2 separate regions of the Homo sapiens genome follow, and region 2 is linked to region 1. Evidence: chromatin loops called from intact Hi-C (ENCODE). Cell type or tissue: PC-9. All regions are shown on one strand. Links, peaks and the distances in the headings refer to the core of each region. The heading gives the core; the rest is flanking DNA. Region 1 overlaps VCL (vinculin). Region 2 has its middle 32 kb from the start of VCL.

Evidence for each region. Peaks named below come from ENCODE experiments on the same cell type or tissue, not always from the same donor. Only the 100,000 strongest peaks of a DNase experiment are listed, where the experiment ranks them.
Region 2: a loop joins it to region 1, with 8 times the contacts of the local background. A loop is called at or near these places in 7 of 110 quality-filtered maps.

Annotation. Positions count from the first base shown.
Region 1 is chr10:74,051,389-74,059,388 of GRCh38, forward strand. All of the region lies in intron 2 of VCL (vinculin), which reads left to right. Among named protein-coding and RNA genes, the nearest start is that of VCL, 57 kb to the left of the region's middle. In PC-9, for the core only: CTCF peaks have their summits at 7,177 and 7,394; DNase peaks (open chromatin) are centred at 4,773 and 5,313; H3K4me3 peaks cover 1,290 bases; H3K27ac peaks cover 5,089 bases.
Region 2 is chr10:73,960,006-73,971,929 of GRCh38, forward strand. No RefSeq gene overlaps it. Among named protein-coding and RNA genes, the nearest start is that of VCL, 32 kb to the right of the region's middle. RefSeq lists silencers at 1-180, 6,106-6,400, 8,286-8,580 and enhancers at 4,094-7,964, 5,986-6,570, 6,571-7,156, 7,157-7,741. In PC-9, for the core only: no CTCF peak of the experiment used is centred there; DNase peaks (open chromatin) are centred at 6,286 and 7,126; H3K4me3 peaks cover 633 bases; H3K27ac peaks cover 4,124 bases.

The DNA of each region.
Region 1 (8,000 bases), core at 1-8,000:
ACCACGCCCAGCTAATTTTTGTATTTTTAGTAGAGATGGGATTTCAGCATGTTGGCCAGCCTGGTCTTGAGCTCTGCTCAATTTCTTAAATACCTTGTATGAGCTGGGTATTTTAAGTTGTGTTATTTAGTCCACTTCATTTTTCAGATGAAGAGAAGCTCAGTAAGGTGTTGAAAGTTACTCAGTTCATACATGGCAGAGGTAGGATTCTAACCCTGAACTGTTTGATTCCAAGTATGCTCATTCCAGTATGCTAAGGTACTTTCTCATTCTTCTTTACAATAGTCTCTTCTTCTAACATAATAGTTATTGTGAGGTTTAAATGAGTGAAATGATATATGTGAAAATACCTAAAACAAACAAAAAGAAACATTTGGTGATTATGTTGCAGGACAGGCAAACCCCAAAACTGAGGTTTATCCCAAGAGGGTTCTTGGCTTTTCCTAGGAAAGAATTCAAGAGCTAGCCAGTGGTGTTAGCAACTTTTATTGAAGCAGCAGTGTACAGCAGCAGCAGCAGCAGCAGCAGAGGCATTTCTGCTGGCGGAGCAGGGCTACCCTAGAGGCAGCGTGCCCAGAGTAGCAGCTCAGAGGCAGTTCTGCATTCATATTTATACCCACTTTTAATTATATTCTAATTAAGGGGTGATTTGTGCAGAAATTTCTAGAATGCAAGTGGTGGCTACTAGGTTGTTCAGTTGTTGCCATGGAAAGGGGCAGTAACGTCTGGGTGTTGCCGTGGCAATGGTAAGGTGACCTATCACCCTGGTGGGTGTGTCTTATGGGGAGGTGCTTTTACCCTGGACCTGCTTTAGCTAGTCCTCTATGTGGTCCAGTGTCCACGCCCTGCCTCTGGAATTGAGTACTGACTCCTACTTCAATTACATATTAGCTCCCTTCTATAGCTTCTTTTTTTTTCTTCTATAGCTTCTTAATTTTTGTTTCTTAATAATTTTCTCCAAATAAATGATTCAATTCTTCAGTTAGTTTTTTTTTTTTTTTTTTTTGAGACGGAGTCTCACTCTGTAGCACAAGTTGGAGTGCAGTAGCGTGATCTCAGCTCACTGCAACCTCCCCCTCTAGGGCTCAAGCGATTCTCATGCCTCAGCCCCGCAAGTAGCTGGGACTACAGGTGTGCACCACTACTCCCAGCTGATTTTTTGTATTTTGGTAGAGAGGGGGTTTCACCATTTTGCCCAGGGTGGTCTCAAACTCCTGAGCGCAGGTGATCTGCTCACCTTGGCCTACCAAAGTGCTGAAATTACAGGCGTGAGCCACCGTGCTTGGCCCTTCAGTTACTTTTTAAGCTTTTCTCAGAGATATTTTTTATCTAATTTGTAGTCTTCTGTAGTAAGACTTTTTTTTTTTTGAATTGGACCATGATTACTTGTTTTTATTTAATGCCCTTTCTTTCTGTATCTGTTGAGTGGATTACACAATTTTTATCCTTTACTCTGTTGAGATAGTCTATGGTTTACTACATGAATATAGATTTGCTGATAATGAACCATTCTTGCATTTCTAGGATAAACCCTACCTGGCTGTGATGAAAAAAAAAAATATATATATATATATATATAGTGCTGAATTTAATTTGCTAATATTTTAAAAGGATTTTGCATTTTTGCTCATGAGGGACCTTTATCTGTAATTTTCTTTTCTTTTTATGTTCTTTTCTAGTTTGGGTATCAAAGTTATTTTAGCTTCATAAAATAAGGTCTTTTTCTAGTTTTTGAAACAGGTTATGTAAGATAAAGATTATCTGCTCTTGAAAGTTTGGCAAAACTTGCATCTAAAACTCCCTGTATCTGGTGGTGTCTTTGGGAGGAAGAGATATGACTAAAAAGAAACTCGCTCAGTTTTGTTTTATTATCTAAATCAGGTTCTAAATTCATTGTGAGTCAACTTTGGTAGTCTGATACTTTTCTAAGAAATTACCAATTTTATCCAACCTTCCAATTTATTAGCATAAAATTCATAATAATTATTCTTTTAAAAATCTCTGTTGTATCTAGTTATATCACATTTCCTATTCAGTATTGCTTATTTCTGCCTTTTGTCTTTTTTTCTTATCGCTCTTATTAGAGATTTATCTGTCTTACCAGCTTTTCCCACAAAGATCTATTTCATTAAATTCTTTTCTCATATTTATTATTTACTTTTCTCAAGTTTATTATTTGAATACCTTATTTTTAATATTTCAGTCTTTATGTTCAATCTTTCTTTTCTTTTTTCTTTTTTGAGATAGCGTCTTGCTTTGTCACCTGGGCTGTAGTGCAATGACATGATCTCGGCTCACTGCAACCTCTCCCTCCCGGGTTCAAGCGATTCTCCTGCCTCAGCCTCCCAAGTGGCTGGGATTACAGGTGCCCGCCACCATGCCTGGCTAATTTTTATATTTTTAGTAGAGACAGGGTTTCACTATGTTGGTAAGACTGGTCTCGAACTCCTGACCTCAGGTGATCCACTCACCTCCACCTCCCAAAGTGCTGGGACTACAGGCATGTACCACTTTAATTTTTAAATTAGAGAATTTAAAAATTCTTTAAAATTATTTTTTAAAGTTTTCAAAATTCTTTTTAATATCTTTTGTTATATTTCTAATATAATTGTATTGTACCCAAAGACATGGTTGGTATGATATCAATTCTTGGAAATTCTTTTGTTACATACAGCTCAGTTCTAGTGAGTTTTTATGTGTGCTTGAAAAGAAAGTATATTCTCTTTTGCTTGGGTATAGAGTTCTATTTATACTAATTAGGTCAGTATATAAATATTACTAGTCCAATTTTTTATAGCCTAATTTGTCTGTTTCAACTATCAGCTTATGATTGATATATGTTAAAAATCTCCTATACTAATTGTAGACCTGTCTGTTTTTCTTATAATTGTCAGTGTTAGCTCTACATATTTCAAAGCAATATTGTTAGGTGGTTACAAGTTTGTGATTCTTCTGGGTTCTGAATTCTGTTAATTATTTGTTGCTAATTATCTTTTTTTAGAATGACTGTTGATAGACGTTAGCCTGCTGTTGGCTTGTTTCTCCAGACTGTGTTCTTCTTCTTTTAATCTACATCCTAGTTTTTGCCAGTTTTCTTCATAAGTGAAAAATATCCTCTTATTGTATCTATCACTTCATTTTGTGTTTAGGTTGCCACGCCTGTAACTCTTTTATTACATTCTACTGTAGAACAGTGATTGCCTACTTTTTTTCAGCATAAGGACCTTTAAGTAATAATAGTGAAATTTTAGGCTGGGCGTGGTGGCTCACGCCTTTAATCCTAGCACTTCGGGAGGCCAGGGCAGGAGGATTACTTGAGGCCAGGAGTTCAAGACCAGTGTAGCCAACATGGTGAAATCCCGTCTCTACCAAAAATACAAAAATTAGCTGGGCGTGATGCTGCACACCTGTAGGCCCAGCTACTCGGGTGACTGAGGCAGGAGAACTGCTTGAGCCTGGGAGGTGGAGGTTGCAGTGAGCTGAGATCACGCCATTGCACTTCAGCCTGGGTGACAGAGCAAGACTATGTCTCAAAAAAAAACAAAAACAGAAAAACCAACAACAAAATAATAATAGTGAGATTTTAAATTATTTCTTGATTAAGAAATGCATAAAAACAAAAAGATACAGGCCGGGTGCGATGGCTCACACCTGTAATCCCAGCCTTTTGGGAGGCTAAGGTGGGCAGATCACTTGAGGTCAGGAGTTCAAGACCAGTCTGGCTAACATGGTGGAAACCCGTCTCTACTAAAAATACAGAAATTAGCTGGGCATGGTGAGGAGTGCCTGTAGTCCCAGCTACTTGGGAGGCTGAGGTGGGAGAATGGCTTGAACCTGGGAGGCAGAGATTGCAGTGAGTGGAGATCATGTCACTGCACCCTAGTCTGAGTGACAAAGTGAGACTCTATTTCAAACAAACAAACAAATGATACAGTGAATTTCATAATATTTTATTTTATTTTATATAATTTTTTGAGACAGGATCTTGCTATGTCACCTAGGCTGGAATGTAGTTGTGTGATCACAACTCATTGCAGCCTCAGCCTCCTGGGCTCAGGTGATCCTCTCATCTCAGCCTCCCAGGTACCTGGGACTATAGGCATGCATGCTACCATACCTGGCTAACTAAAAGAAAAAAAAAATTTTTTTTTTTTTAGAGATGGGATCTCACTATGTTGTCCAGGTGGGTCTAGAACTCCTGGGTTCAGTCAATCCTCCCAGAATACTGGGATTATAGGCGTTAGCCACCACGCCTGGCCAATTTAGTAATATTTTAAGATAATTTAAAAATTTTATTCATCACAACAGAATCAACATACATTTGAAAACTGCTAGTATCTGTAAGACACTCTTGCTTGTATACTCAGTCTATTTCTGCTGCAACCCTAGTATGAGATGGAGGAAGGACTGTGGAGCTGATGGACCAGGAGGTAGCAGAGTTCTTGATTGAACTCTGCACACTCAGAATCTGCACTGACGCTAGATTTGACAAGAGAATAAGGGAAGAAGGGAGAAAGAACAGGACTGGTTATTCAGGTTTTAAAGGATTTAAAGATTGTGACTTATACACATCTTTAAAATAAACTACTTACCAAGACTTGAGGAACATATAGCTTGGGCAGCTGTAACGTTTGTTCCTCTCCCATTCTTTCCCAACATGCTGCTTCCCCTTCAGTTATCAATTGACTTGGACAGAGTCCTGTTTTATTTGAAGTCAAAACTGGCTGCATACCCTCCTAATCTCAATAATCTGAAATAAGAGAATTTAGTGAGCCTGTGGGTTTTGTGTGTGTGTGTGCTCATGATGGGTGTGTGTGTGTGTTTAGGCTTTGTTATCTAGTATACATCCTCTAGCAAAGGGTTTGGTGTTTCCCTTGAAATGTTTTGAATGTTTTCAATATGACTCATTGTGGGTTATTTTTTAAAATTCAGTTTTCCCCTTAGCTTTATTGAGATATAATTGACAAATGGAAATTGTATATATTTAAGCTGCATCCTTGTGGTTTTATTTTTAGTTTTGGGTGTACTCATGCAGTGTCCTGTACTATCACTGTTTGGCCTTGATAAGAACAAGAAGTCCACTTTGCATTATGTTGTACTTTAAGAGAGTTGGGACAGGGAAAGGAATACTTTGTGGATGAGGTCTGTAGGATCTTTAAATGTAGGAGTACAGGGTTGGAACAGCATGTATTAATATTATCACACAGTGTACACCCGTGTGAGTTGGTGCTGCATACTTGCTACTTGAATTAGATTAAAGCTTGTCATTGTACTCTGTGTTCCTGACTCCCTCCTAAAAACTGTAACTATGCTTGTGGCCTTCAGTCAGGTGTCTAGGTGACTAATGGCTGAGGATCCTTGACCTTTCTCAAAATGGCAACTCCAGGAGCAAAGCATATCAGCTATTACTGATATGCCACAGAATGCGTCCATCTCTACTGTTTTAAAGTACAATCTGTGCCAAATGCTTCATATTAACATAGAAAAGAAATTTCTTCACCTATCTCCTGAGTCTTTTGAAATCTTCACATATATTATTTTCTAAATTATTATTATTTAAAATTTTCTTAAAGATGGAGTCTTGCTCTGTCTCCCAGGCTGGATAGAGTACAGTGGCATGATCTTAGCTCACTGTAACCTCAGACTTCTGGGATCAAACAATTCTCCCCTCAGCCTCCTGAATAGCTGGGGCTACAGGTACATGCCATCATGCATGGCTAATTTTTTAAAATTTTTCGTAGAGATAGGGTCTCGCTACGTAGTCTAGGCTGTTCTCAAACTCCTGGGCTCAAGCAATCCTCCCACCTCAGCCTCCCAAAGCGCTGGGATTATAGGTGTGAGTCACCATCCCTGGCTCTATTTTTATTATTTAAAAAAAAATTATATGTATATATAAATTCCAGTGAATTGATAGAGGCAGTACTTCCTATTTGAAGCATACTAGAATGGCTGAACTCTCAGTTGCTGATGCCTGAAATTTTATATTGGAGTTCATTCCTTAGGTTAACAATTTAAATCTTAAATATCTAATGAAGGGATAATTTGGGGGGCCTTAGCAGTCATTTTCACTTAGATCTTTGTCTGAAGGTAGGTTCTTAATATGCGGGAAGGCAGAGAGAGCTTGAGGGCCTGCCTGTACCCCAAACCCCTGTCTTCTCACTCAGGCCTTATATTATGAAGGGTCTGGACTTTAATATTATCTTCAAATAAGGCCATGTATGTAGTCACAGGAAAAAAAGAAGTTTTAAAAGATGTTGTTCATGGCCAGGTGTGGTGGCTCACGTTGTAATCCCAGCACTTTGGGAGGCTGAGGTGGCCAGATTGCTTGAGCCCAGGAGTTCAAGACCAGCCTGGGCAACATGGCAAAACCCCATCTCTATTAAAAATACAAAAAATTACCTGGGCATGGTGGCATGCACCTGTAGTCCCAGTTACTCGGGAGGCTAAGGTAGGAGGATCACTTGAGCCCAGGAGGTCAAGGCTGTGGTGAGCCGTGATCGTGCCACTGCACTCCAGCCCAGACAAAAGTTGATCATGCAATTAAAATATTAAATGTAAGCACTTAAATAGACCACCATTTTTATGAACCTGTTTTGGCATTTCTTCATTTTTAAATATGATGGACTTCTCAGACTGGGAAGTGATCTATGCCTTTCTTGATGTCTGAAAGACCCTGACAGGATGGGAAGGGAAGGGAAGATCTCAACAAGGGCTAAGAAAAGAGGAAGAATAGCCCTGACAATTGATTTTGCCTGCCACATAATTATACTGGGGCCAGACTGGTTGGAGATGACAGTGAGGGAGGTGCTGGGTGCAGTGGCCAGGTGGAGAAAACCTCACTGACCAGATTCTCATGTTCTCACTTCCTTCCCTCCACCTGTTTCCTTCCCATCTCCCAAGTGTCGTCGTAGCCTTGTTTGATCAGATATGTTTGTGGGCTCTGCAACAAGCTCTCTCTCTCTAATACAGGGATCGTGGTATGTAAACACCTGTTTCCTTGGGTGTGCTCCAGGAACTGCGACCTCCATGAAATAAAATTTTCAAGTGTTCTGTTCCATAGTACTTCACTCTTAGGCAAACAATGCATCTTTTTGACAGTATTTATAACCTAAAAGGCTATACTGTCTAAGATCAGTTTTAATTTTTTTGTTTTTATTAAAACAGTGAATGTGATATGAGTTACTTCCACTCCTCCCCAACTTTTTTTTTTTTTTGGTGGGAGTGAAAGTTGAACGTGAATGTTTTCAAGTGCTTTCCAGTTTTAATTTATGGACCATATGTCTAAATAGACTTAATCACACCATTTCCTTTATATTATTTTGTCTAAAGCTCTCCTTTCCACGGCCACTAAACCAGTGAGCTGACATAGGATGACTGCTTTTTACAGAAGTAGATTGAGATTGTTTGGCTTTAGAGTGAGCTACCTGCACTTTGTGATGGTAGACTGCCCTCCCTAGTCCAACTAGACCGATTGCAAGTGCATGTTATTTCTCACAGAAAGGGTGTGTGTGTGTGTGTGCGTGTGCACGTGCGTATGCGTGAGAGAGAGAGAGAAAGAGATCTACTGGAAAAAGAGCTCAAAGAGATGCTGCAAAGAGAATCATCTTTATAAGTAGTGCTGAACTTCTCAAGGCAGGAGCAGTGTAGTTACCTTCTCCATCGCAACATTCCTAACCTCTTAGGTAAAAATGACTCCTCCAGGCCAGGCACGGTGGCTCACACCTGTAATCCCAGCACTTAGGGATCACCTGAGGTTGGGAGTTCGAGACCAGTCTGGCCAACATGGTGAAACCCCATCTCTATTAAAAATACAAAAACTAGTTCGGCATGGTGGCGCATGCCTATAATCCCAACTACTGGGAGGCTAAGGCTTGAGAATCACTTGAGTGTGGGAGAGGCAGAGTTTGCAGTGGGCTGAGATCGCACCACTGCACTCCAGCCTGGGTGACAGAGCAAGACTCCACTTCGAAAGAAAAAAAAAAAAGAAAAGAAAAAATCTC
Region 2 (11,924 bases), core at 1,561-9,560, 90 kb before region 1:
AAGATCTGTCATGGGAGCTGAAGGAGATGTAGGCTCAAGTCTATCCCATGGCCACAGGGTGAGCTAGCAGATCTGAGATACCATAAGTTAGAACGGCACCTGCCTCTACACTGACCTTCTGAGCATAAGCATGTTTGCTTCACCTCTGCCCTCCAATCTTGTGCAAATTTTCTGTGGCCAACCCTAGCCCAGAACCATACAGAGAAAGAAATTCTGAAAAACATAGTTTCAGTTTAGCTAAACTGACATAGTACAAAGCCACTATGTATTTGCCAAACCTTCTTCAATTAGCATGGTTTTGTTTGTTTGTTTGTTTGAGACAGAATCTCACTCTGTCACCCAGGCTGGAGTGCAGTGGCACTATCTGGGCTCCCTGCAACCTCCACCTCCCGGGTTCCAGTGATTCTCCTGCCTCAGTCTCCTGGGTATCTGGGATTACAGGTGCATGCCACCACACCTGGCTAATTTTTGTATTTTTTAGTAGAGATAGGGTTTCACCATGTGGGCCAGGCTCGTCTCAAACTCCTGACCTCAAGTGATTCACCCACCTCAGCATGTATTATTTTCATAACCAGGAGAAAGAACACCCTTTAAAACATCTCAAAATACCCAAATGGCTAATAAATATACAAAAAGACACCAATTCATTAATTGGCAAGAAAATGCAAGTTAAAATACAATAAGATATCCTTGTACATTCACCAGAATGGCTAAAATGAAAAAGACAGACAACACAGTATTGGTGAGGACATAGAGCAACTGGAACTTTCACATGTGGCTAGTGAGAATGTAAATTGCCAGTTTAGAAAACCATTTGACAACTATCAAAGTGGAACATATGCAAAAGGTGTGATAAGCAATTACGTTTCTAAAAAAATGCATGTTCATATACATAAAAACATCTATACGAATGTTTGGCTGGGTGTGGTGGCTCACGCCTGTAATCCAAGCACTTTGGGAGGCCGAGGCGGGTGGATCACGAGGTCAGGAGATCGAGACCATCCTGGCTAACATGGTGAAACCCTGTCTCTACTAAAAATACAAAAAATTAGCCAGGCGTGGTTGCAGACGCCTGTAGTCCCAGCTACTCAGGAGGCTGAGGCGAGAGAATGGCGTGAACCCAGGAGGCAGGGCTTGCAGTGAGCCGAGCCGAGATCGCGCCACTGCACTCCAGCCTGGGCGACAGAGCGGGATTCTGTCACCAAAAAAAACACGAAAAAACAATGTTCATAGTGGCACTATATGTAAAAGCTAAGAACAGAAACAATTCAAATGTCCACCAACAATAGAATGGATAAATAAATCATGGTGAATTCATACAATGGAGTGCTACACAGCAACGGGAATAAATAATGTATCACTAAGCACAACCACATGGATGACTATCACAACCATAATATTACATGGAAGATATCAGACACAGAAGAGCATATACTGATGGTTCCATTTATGTCAAGTTCAAAAATAGGTAAAATTAATCTATGCTGTTCACCCATGGATAAGAATTACCCTTGGGAGATTAGTGACTAGAAGGTGTCAAGAGGGGGCTTTTGGGGTGCTCGCGATGTTCTGTTCCTTCCTTTAGGTATTAGTCACTCGGGAGTGTTTTGCCTTTTGCAAATTTATAGATATTTATGTAATTTGTATATGGTTTGTGCACTTTTCTGTATATATGTTATACCAACAAAAAGTTAATTAAAAGAAAAAATTAGTAGTCCCTGGTTCTGGTAACTAACAATAACTACTCATTATACCACAAGTTGAGGGGATCAAATACAAAAATGTGTATTACAGTGTTTGGAGAAACAACTGGGGAATACATAGATGTAGGGACAAGGAAAGAGAATAGAATGTTGAACCTGGTTTGGTATTGAACCTGGTTTTTTGAGTTTTTTTTTTTTTTGAGACAGAGTCTTGCTCTGTCGCCTAGGCTGGAGTGCCGTGGCATGATCTCAGCTCACTGCAACTTCCGCCTCCTGGGTTCAAGTAATTCTCCTGCCTCAGCCTCCTGAGTAGCTGGGACTACAGGCGTGTGCCACCATGCCTGGCTAATTTTTTTGTATTTTTTAGTACAGACAGGGTTTCACCACATTGCCCAGGCTGGTCTCGAACTCCTGACCTCATGGTCTGCCCACCTCGGCCTCCCAAAGTGCTGTGATTACAGGCGTGAGCCACTGCAGCCTACCTTGAACCTGGTTTTTACAAATTGTAGTAAAATACACATAACAAAATTTAGCATTTTGTGATATCTTTTTTTTTTTCCAGAGAAAGTATGTGCTTGTGTGTGTGTGGCAGGGAAGTGCTGGTTAGTGGGAAGTGGGAAGGAAAGATGGGTTTCCCTGAGTCCCTAACTAGCTTCTGTCATGGCCTGCCTTGATGTGACAAGCATTCGCTCTGCTTGCTCAGCTAAGGTTTCATGACCAGGCAGGGAAATGCCACTGCCCTTTAAAGTGAGCCCCTCCATTAGCTAAGGGTGGTTCTCCATCCCCCTGAAGCTAGGCTGGCCCAGATGACAGGAGCTCCTGTGAGGTCCAGAAGTGCCATTGAATCCAGGTTTTGCTACAGTAACTTCGCTCCCCCAACTCCCAGAATACACATATACAACCTGGCCTGTGTCCATCTTTGTCCCCAAAGCTTCCCTCCTCATCAGCAGCCATGAGAAAGACAGGATTATAAATGCACCAAGGGCTTTAAATGGGACTACAGTAGTAGGATCAGTTTTGCTCTCTGAGTGATGGCATGCCTGTGTCTTCTAGGCTCACTGGGGCAAGTGGTTCTTTACTTGGCTCCAGCACCAGCACCATCTGGAGGGGCAAAAGAACCCACAACGCTTTTTTTTATTTTTTTTTTTTTGAGACGGAGTCTCGCTCTTTCGCCCAGGCCAGAGTGCAGTGGCGTGATCTCGGCTCACTGCAAGCTCCGCCTCCCGGGTTCACGCCATTCTCCTGCCTCAGCCTCCCAAGTAGCTGGGACTACAGGCGCCCACCACCTCGCCCGGCTAATTTTTTGTATTTTTAGTAGAGACGGGGTTTCACCGTGTTAACCAGGATGGTCTCGATCTCCTGACCTCGTGATCCGCCCGCCTCGGCCTCCCAAAGTGCTGGGATTACAGGCATGAGCCACCGCGCCCGGCTTTTTTTTTTTTTTTTTTTTTTTTTTTTTTTGAGACAGAGTCTCACTTTGTTGCCCAGGCTGGAGTGCAGTGACACCATTTGGGCTCATTGCAACCTCCACCTCCCGGGTTCAAGCGATTCTCATGCCTCAGCCTCCCAAGTAGCTGGGATTACAGGCATGTGCCACCACACCTGGCTAATTTTTGTTTTTTGTTTGTTTGTTTTGTTTTGTTTTGCTTTTTTGAGATGGTGTTTCACTCTTGTCGCCCAGGCTGGAGTGCAATGGTGCGATCTTGGCTCACTGCAACCTCCGCCTCCCAGGTTCAAGCGATTCTCCTGCCTCGATCTGCCAAGTAGCTGGGATTACAGGCATGTGCCACCACGCCCTGCTAATTTTGTATTTTTAGTAGAGACAGGGTTTCTCCATGTTGGTCAGGCTGGTCTGGAATTCCCGACCTCAGGCGATCCGCCCGCCTCGGCCTCCCAAAGTGATGGGATTACAGGTGTGAGCCACTGCGCCCAACCAATTTTTGTATTTTTAGTAGAGTTGGGGTTTCGCCATGTTGGCCAGGCTGGTTTCGAATTCCCGACCTCAGGTGATCCGCCCACCTTGGCCTCCCACAATACTCCCAGAGTACTGTGAGCCATCGTGTCCAGCCTTGCAACTCTTAAATATGCTCGTGGGAGCAGAAGCTATGCTCCCTGACAGAAGAACCTGTCCCTCACAATGCAATTGGAGAGAATTTATTGAGTGCTTACTGTGTGCTTGGGATGGTGCATCCAGCAAAACACCTGAGCCTCTTGGAGACCAGGAGAGTGGACTCAGTCCCAAGTGCAGATTCCTTGAGCTAGAGCTTTTAAAGGAGAGGAGAAATCGGATAAATTGCACTGGACAATTCATTCACTCTCTTTCTGGAGGTTTAACCAACCCTAGATTTTATTCTACTGAAATCAGGATAAAACCAGGCATATGTGTATAAAGAGAGGTCTGGAAGCATGATAACAATGATTATCTTTAAGTAGTGGGTTGCAGTTGATATTTTTCTATTTCTTGTACCTCTCAAGGCAGCACATGTAGCTGACGCACACAACCTTTGGAGAGCAACCACCTGGGTTTATTTTTTATTTTTATTTTTTATTGAGATGCAGTCTTGCTCTGTCACCCAGGCTGGAGTACAGTGGCATGATTTCAGCTCACTGCAACCTCCACCTCCTGGGTTCAAGCAACTCTCCCACCTCAGCCTCCTGAGTAGCGGAGATTACAGGCGCCCACGACCCGCCTGGCTAATTTTTTTGTATTTTTAGTAGAGACAGGGTTTCACCATGTTGGCCAGGTTGGTCTTAAACTCCTGACCTCGAGTGATCTGCCCGCCTTGGCCTCCCAAAGTGCTGGGATTACAGGCGTGAGCCACGGCGCCCAGCCTACCACCTGGGTTTAAATCTCAGCTTTGCATGTACTAGCTGTGTGGTCTTGGGCAACTTACTTCACTTGTATGAATTTTAATGTTCTTACCTGTAAATAAGGATGATAATATACTTACTTCATAGGGATATTGAGAAGTTTGAATTAAACTATGCATTTTTTTTTAAGAGTTAGGGTCTGGCTCTGTCACCCAGGCTTGAGTGGTGTGCCCCGTCATAGCTCACTGCAGTCTTGAATTCCTGGGTTCAAGCAATCCTCCTGCTTCATCCTCTTCAGTAGCTGGGACTATAGACATGTGCCACTATGCCTGGCAAATTTTTTCTGCTTTTTGTAGGGATGGGGTCTCACTATGTCGCCCAGACTTGTCTCAACCTTCTAGCCTAAAGCCATCCTCTTGCCTTGGCCTGCCAAAGCTTTGGGATTATAGACATATGCCATGGCCCCTGGCCAAAATGATGCACATTAAGTGCTTTAGTATGGTGTCTGATGCAAAGAAAATGCTTTAAATGGGAATGATTATTATTATATTTTTATATCATTGGGTTGTTTTTCTTTTCTTTTCTTTTTGAGATGGAGTTTTGTTCTTGTTGCTCAGGCTGGAGTGCAATGGAGCAATCTCGGCTCAACGCAACCTCCACCTCTGGGATTCAAGTGATTCTCCTGCCTTGCCTCCCAAGTAGCTGGGATTACGGACATGCGCCATCACGCCCTGCTAATTTTGTATTTTTAGTAGGGACGGGGTTTCTCCATGTTGGTCAGGCTGGTCTCGAACTCCCGAACTCAGGTGATCCGCCGCCTTGGCCTCCTAAAGTGCTGGGATTACAGGCATGAGCCACTGAGCCCAGCCTTTTTTTTTTATTTTTATTTGAGACAGAGTCTCACTCTGTGGCCCAGGCTGGAGTGCAGTGGGACAATCGTGACTCACTGCAACCTCTGCCTCCTGGGTTCAAGCAGTTCTTCCTGCCCCACCCTCCAGAGTAGCTGGGATTATAGGCAACTGCACCACCATGCCCAGCTAATTTTTTTATTTTTAGTAGACACGGGGTTTCACCATGTTGGCCAGGCTAGTCTCGAACTCCTGACCTCAGGTGATCCACCGGCCTCAGCCTCCCAAAGTGCTGGGATTACAGACATGAGCCACTGTGCCCAGCCCCAATAAAGGTTTTTTAAGGAGAAGAAGCACAAGGACGGCACAGAAGGGAAGAGAGTTTGCGGGGGTGGAGGGGCTCAGCCATAGCAGGAGGGGGAGGTGGAATACTGCCCCCTCCCTCCTGGTTCAGACACAAGAAAAATGACCCCAATCGCTGTGTTCTGGGACAGCTCTATTTCTTAGAGAATCCTGGGGCACCCTGGCTACCAGGAGGTTTCTCACCTGGTTCAGGGTGACCCAGCTAGCCCAGCACAAGGCTTGTATCATCTCGTCCAATTCAGAAGTGCTGTGCCTGTGAGTACTGCTCTAAACGCCTCTAAAGGTCAGTCCCTCTTTGGCCCCTGATGCTGGGGATACGTTTTACTTTCAATCAGACATTCACTACCATGACATAATCAAGCTAACTCTAGAAAAGTGCCTTGGGATGTTGGCCTCCCTTCCCTTCCCTGCAGTTGTTCCTTCTCCTTTAAGTGGCTGCTGGCTCTGGCCCTCCCCGCACACACCACAGGTTTTGCCTTTTGTCACACTGAGCATGCCTCCTGCACCCTTGCTGGGGCACAGATTCTCCCATATTTGGGAGTAAGCCGGAGACTCGGCGGCATGTGGGTTTCTGTTTAAAATTCCAAAGCCAGCAGGGCGTATATTATCCATTTCCTCAAATCCAACATGTTGTAAAGCATGAGTCAGAGTCGGATAAGCTTCTTCCCAGGGGAAGTTGTGTCAGTTGGTTAGCGAATGTAATTAAACACAGATAATGTTCACTGGCATTAGCTGCAGATTAATGCAGAAGAAAACAAAATATCCATCTTGATTTTGCAATATTCCTGCCAAGATAACACAACTTCTCCAAGTTTCCCTGATCAGAGAAAGCAGCCTAACTTTCAAGCAATTTGAGGGGCACAGGAAGCCCATTCAATCAACACTCTCCTTCCCACAGAAATGAAGAATGCAGGCCGGGCGCAGTAGCTCATGCCTGTAATCCCAGCACTTTGGGAAGCCGAGGCGGGTGGATCTCCTGAGGTCGGGAGTTCGAGATCAGCCTGACCAATATGGTGAAATCCCATCTCTACTAAAAATACAAAAATTCGCTGGGCTGTGGTGGTACTCAGGAGGCTGAGGTGGGAGAATCGTTTGAACCCAGGAGGCATACGTTTCAGTGAGCCGAGATCGCACCACTACACTCCAGCCTGGGTGACAGAGGGAGACCCCATCTCAAAAAAAAAGAAAAAAGAAATGAGGAATGCAGATTTTAGGACCTTTCACGGGGAAGCACATATATTCAAATTATTCTTAAGGTATTTTTGTGGGGAAGGGGGTTACATGTTAGCTAATATCAATAAGAGTTATTTTATCTGATTTAATTCATCATCATCACCCGGGGCCAGGTGGTGACAGCAGACTTCAGGTATGGAGGGTATTAGGCTTCTTATGCTTTGCATACCAATGGGGCTTTTAGGGGTTCGCTCCAGGACCCAGGAAGGGCTGAGCTCTGGAAGGGCTGAGGGAGCAAAAGGACCAAGAGGGAAGTCAGGGTGGGTCTAGAGGGCACTGGAAACCCATGTGTTCTTTTGCATACCCAAGCCTAGAGAAGCCCTTTCCACAATCATGGAAATCACAAAATAGAATGCCCATACTGGGAAGGGGCCAGGCGTGGTGACTCATACCTGTAATCCCAGCATTTTGGGAGGCCAAGGCAGGCGGGTTGCCTGAGCTCAGGGTTTGAGACCAGCCTGGGCAACATGGTGAAACCCCATCTCTACTAAAAAAAAAAAAAAAAATACAAAAATTAGGCAAGTATGGTGGTGCACGCTTGAATCCCAGCTCCTCGGAGGCTGAGGCAGGAGAATCGCATGAACCTAGGAGGCAGAGGTTGGAGTAAGCCGAGATTGCACCACTACACTCCAGCCTGGGTGAGACTCCGTTTCAAAAATAAAAAGAATGCCCCAATACAGGGAAGGCCGTTGGAGGTCATTTAGTCAACTCCTCTTCAGACACCAGCACACTGAGGCCCAGAGAGGTTAAGTCATTTGCCCAAGTTCACCCTGCAAGGGGAGAGTTGAGACTTAAGTTTTCTCTTTTCATCTTTCTAACAAGCTGCTGCTGGTCACAGTTTCCAAGAGTGACAGGAGCGGACACTCAGGTCGATCCCACTGGCCCACCCTGCAAATACCTACTTGGTCTTGTATTTTCAAATGTAACCTCTCCTCAGGGTATTAAAAGCAATGCTAAATCATACCCAAGGAAGTATACTGTCCTGCCACTCAGGCCTCTTCCAACTTCAATGATATGAACAATCTAAAAATGTGTATTTTCTTAACTCTAGTAAAAAGTGTGCTAAATTCCATATAACTGAGATTCAAAGCTTATTGCTAACTAGAACAGCTTCTGGGGTTAAAGAAAAAGGAATTCGTGAATGTTCTTTTAACTCTCTGAGCATTGCCCTGCCCCCACCACCTTCCACTTGAAGGGAAGTAGCTAGGAATATACCGGATCTTTTTGGTGTTTGGCTGGGTTTTAGTGTTTTCGAGTGCCCCTTCTGATGTAGGTCAAGGCATTTTGTTTATCTTAAATGTGAGATTGTATTCTTTCTGCCCAAATAGGATGGAAAAGACTTTTCCAAATAAGGAAGTTTTGCCAGAGTGTGTGTGGCCCAGTTAGCAACTGTTGCCGCCGTCCTCACTTAGGGGAGTACAGTAGCTCCACTAAGCTGGAAAGCATTTAGGGACTTATTAGCACTTCTGCACAGCCAAACCACTGAGGGGCGGGGGTGCTGCCAGCAAGTGGTTGTGACAACCAGGGACATGAAAAAAATGTGTAGAAAAGACAAAGTTTGGCTTTTGCATACACCCCTACCCTCTCTACCTCCTTCCCAGCCCGAGTTGGCTCTCAACTCAGGATAGAAGGAGGATGCTCTGATTCTCTAGAATTAAGTAAATTTAGGGTAAAATCCCAGCACTACACATACAATCTGCTAAATGGCCTTCAGTAAGTTACTTTTTGAGCCTTTTCCTTTCTTTCTGAGTAAAAATAATAGTGCTTAGCTCATGTAGTTGTTATGAGGAGTAAATAACCTAATCAAAGTAATGCATGTAGCACATTCTAGATTGACCCTAAAATTACTCCTTTCCTATCCTTTTTCAGTACCTTCTCCACTATCAGAACCCCTTAGTTTGTGCTGATTGTACTTAAACAGAGATTAAGAGGAACAGGAAAGCTTGTATTAATTTATGCTCAGAGGCCAGGTGCAGTGGCCCACGCCTGTAATTCCAGCACTTTGGGAGGCTGAGGCGGGCGGATCACCTGAGGTCAAGAGTTCAAGACCAGCCGGGCCAACATGGTGAAACCCCGTCTTTACTAAAAATACAAAAAATTAGCTGGTCGTGGTGGCGGGTGCCTGTAATCCCAGCTACTTGGGAGGCTGAAGCAGGAGAATCACTTGAACCTGGGAGGCGGAGGTTGCAGTGAACCAAGATCAAGCCGTTGCACTCTAGCCTGGGCAACAAGAGTGAAACTCCATCTCAAAAAAAGAAAAAAAAAAAAGAAAAGAAAACTAATTTATGCTTAGGTGTGAGTGACTAAAATAAGACATTTATTGGCCCATCTGCACTTGTAACTGCTGTGAACAGGGATGCTGTTTCAAGTGAAATGGAAAACTTTGTTGCAACATGGAGGGGTAATGGACTAAATGTTTATGTTTCCTCACAATTCATCTGTCAAAGCCCTAACCCCCATTGTGATGGTATTTGGTTGGAGATGAGGCTTTTTGGTGGTAATTAGGTTTAGATGAGGTCATGAAGATAGGGCTCCCATGATGAGATTAGTGTCCTTATAAGAAGAGGAACAGAGAACAGAGCTTGCTCCCTGGCAGTCGCTCCCTCCAGCCCACAACATGTGAGGATACATCGAGAAGGTGGATGTCTGTAAGAGGCAAGGAAGAGAGCCCTCACCGGGGAACTGAATTAGCCAACACCTTGATGGTGGAGTTCCCCACCTCTAGAAGTATGATAAATAAGTTCCTATTGCTTAAGCCACCCAGTCTTTGGTATTGTGTTATGGCAGGCAGCCAGGGACTGCATAGGTCTACGACGAGAGGACATATTGCAGTCTCCTTTCATTTATACCACTGTGCCTAAGTCCATCTACCCCTGAGGCCTACACAGTCACTTACGGTGAGAAGAGGCAAGTGTGCCATAAGAGGCTAAAGGAATCTGGAAACTTGATAAGCAGAATTACTCTTTTTCTTTCTAGACAGAATACTAATAGTCTTATTTTTTAAAACTGTGGAAAAACACATACTCTTTTAGATTGCTAAATTTGGATTGTGATATAGAGAGAAACTTTGACTTTGACAGAAGTTTCTTACCTGAACAGCAAAAGCCTGTTCCCAAGTCCATAGCCAAATGGAACATCAATTAACCCCAGACCAAGTAAATGTTATAAGTAGCCTTGATGTAAAATGGTGCAGCCATTTTTGAAAACAGTCTGACAGTTCTTCAAAAGGTTAAATGTAGAGTTACCATGTAACTCAACAATTCTACTCCTACATATATACCCAAAGGAAATGAAAACATGTCCACACGAAAATTTTCACACAAATGTTTATACCAGCCTTATTAACAATAGCCAAAAAATGGAAACATCCAACTAAATGCCCATCAACTGATGAACAGATAAACAAAATGTGATCCATCCCTACAATGGAATATTATTCAGTCTTTTTTTTTTTCTTTTTGAGATGGAGTCTCACTCTGTTGCCTAGGTGCAATGGTGCGATCTTGGCTCATTGCAACCTCCGCCTCCTGGGTTCAAGTGATTCTCCTGCCTGAGCCTCCTGAGTAGTTGGGATTACAGGCACGTGCCACCATGCCCGGCTAATTTTTGTATTTTTAGTAGAGATGGGGTTTCACCATGTTGGTTAGGCTGGTCTCGAACTCCTGACCTCATGATCTGCCCACTTTGGCCTCCCAAAGTGCTGGGATTACAGGCGTGAGCCACTACGCCTAGCCTTTATTCAGTCTTAAGATGGATGAGTACTGATTACATGCTACAACATGGACAATCCTTGAAAACTTCATGCTAAGTGAAAGAAGTCTGGCACAAAAAGCCACTTAGCATATAATGCCATGTATACGAAATGTCCAGAATAGGTAAATTCAAAGACACAGAAAATAGATTAGTGACTGTAGGGGCTGGGAAGAAAAGGGGAATTATTGCTAATGAGTATGAAATTTCCGTTGCTGGGTAGTGAAAATATTTTAAAATTGTGATGTTGGTTGCACAACTCTGTGAATATACTAAAAATCATTAAACTGTATACTTTAAATGAATGAATTGTAGGGCATATAAACTATATCTCAATAAAGCTGTTACACACACATATAACACACAAAGAAAATCTGGAACATAGTACTTATTACCTTGTAGGTACTTACAAGTTGATTGGTTAAAAGGCTGCAGGTCTCCCTAGGAATGGAAAATGGCCCTGGTACCCCGTTTGGAGCTCCTGGTGAGTGGCCACTGCTGGGGCTAAGCATGGGTGGGAGGAGCCAGGGCAAGGGCCTCACATGCTCATCATTTGTACTCCTGTTCTTTTGGCCAGAAATATAAATAAAGCATGAGAAAACAGGCCACAAAATAGATTTGAGTATATTTTAATAGTTATTTCTAGTATTTCTGTTGTTTCTTCTTAACAATCTAATTTCTCTTTAAGCCCTATAAATAGAACAAGCCTTATTAGAAGGATATCATTATTTAAGATTGGAGTCACTACAAAAATCATATAATTACTAATTCCACAGGCAGTGAATTAAAATGGAATACTCAAATCAGCTATAGAGAAATGAGACAGAATCTTTGGCAAGATGCTAGATTATTAACAGATTTCTTTTGCATGGAAACAAAAAGGCTTAAGGGTCAGAAAGGAGTTCGGTTAGAATTTCTTCACTTCAAAGGTCCAAACTATCAATGGAGAAATAAAATTAACTCTTTGTAGACTACACAATTAATATTCATCTCAGGATCAATTTTTGTGAAAAATGGCACCACTACTTCATGAATTATTTTTTGCCCAGGAAATTCTCCCTCCTGATTTGTAAAATGGAAAAGAATAACTAAAGCATGATACAGGCTTTAAGTAAGCAGTCTCCATTTCCTCAGTAAATCTAAAACACAGACAGCAAGGAAACAGGGTCAAAGCACTATTTTCCAGCTTAAAGCACAATTTGGTAACGTAAGAATG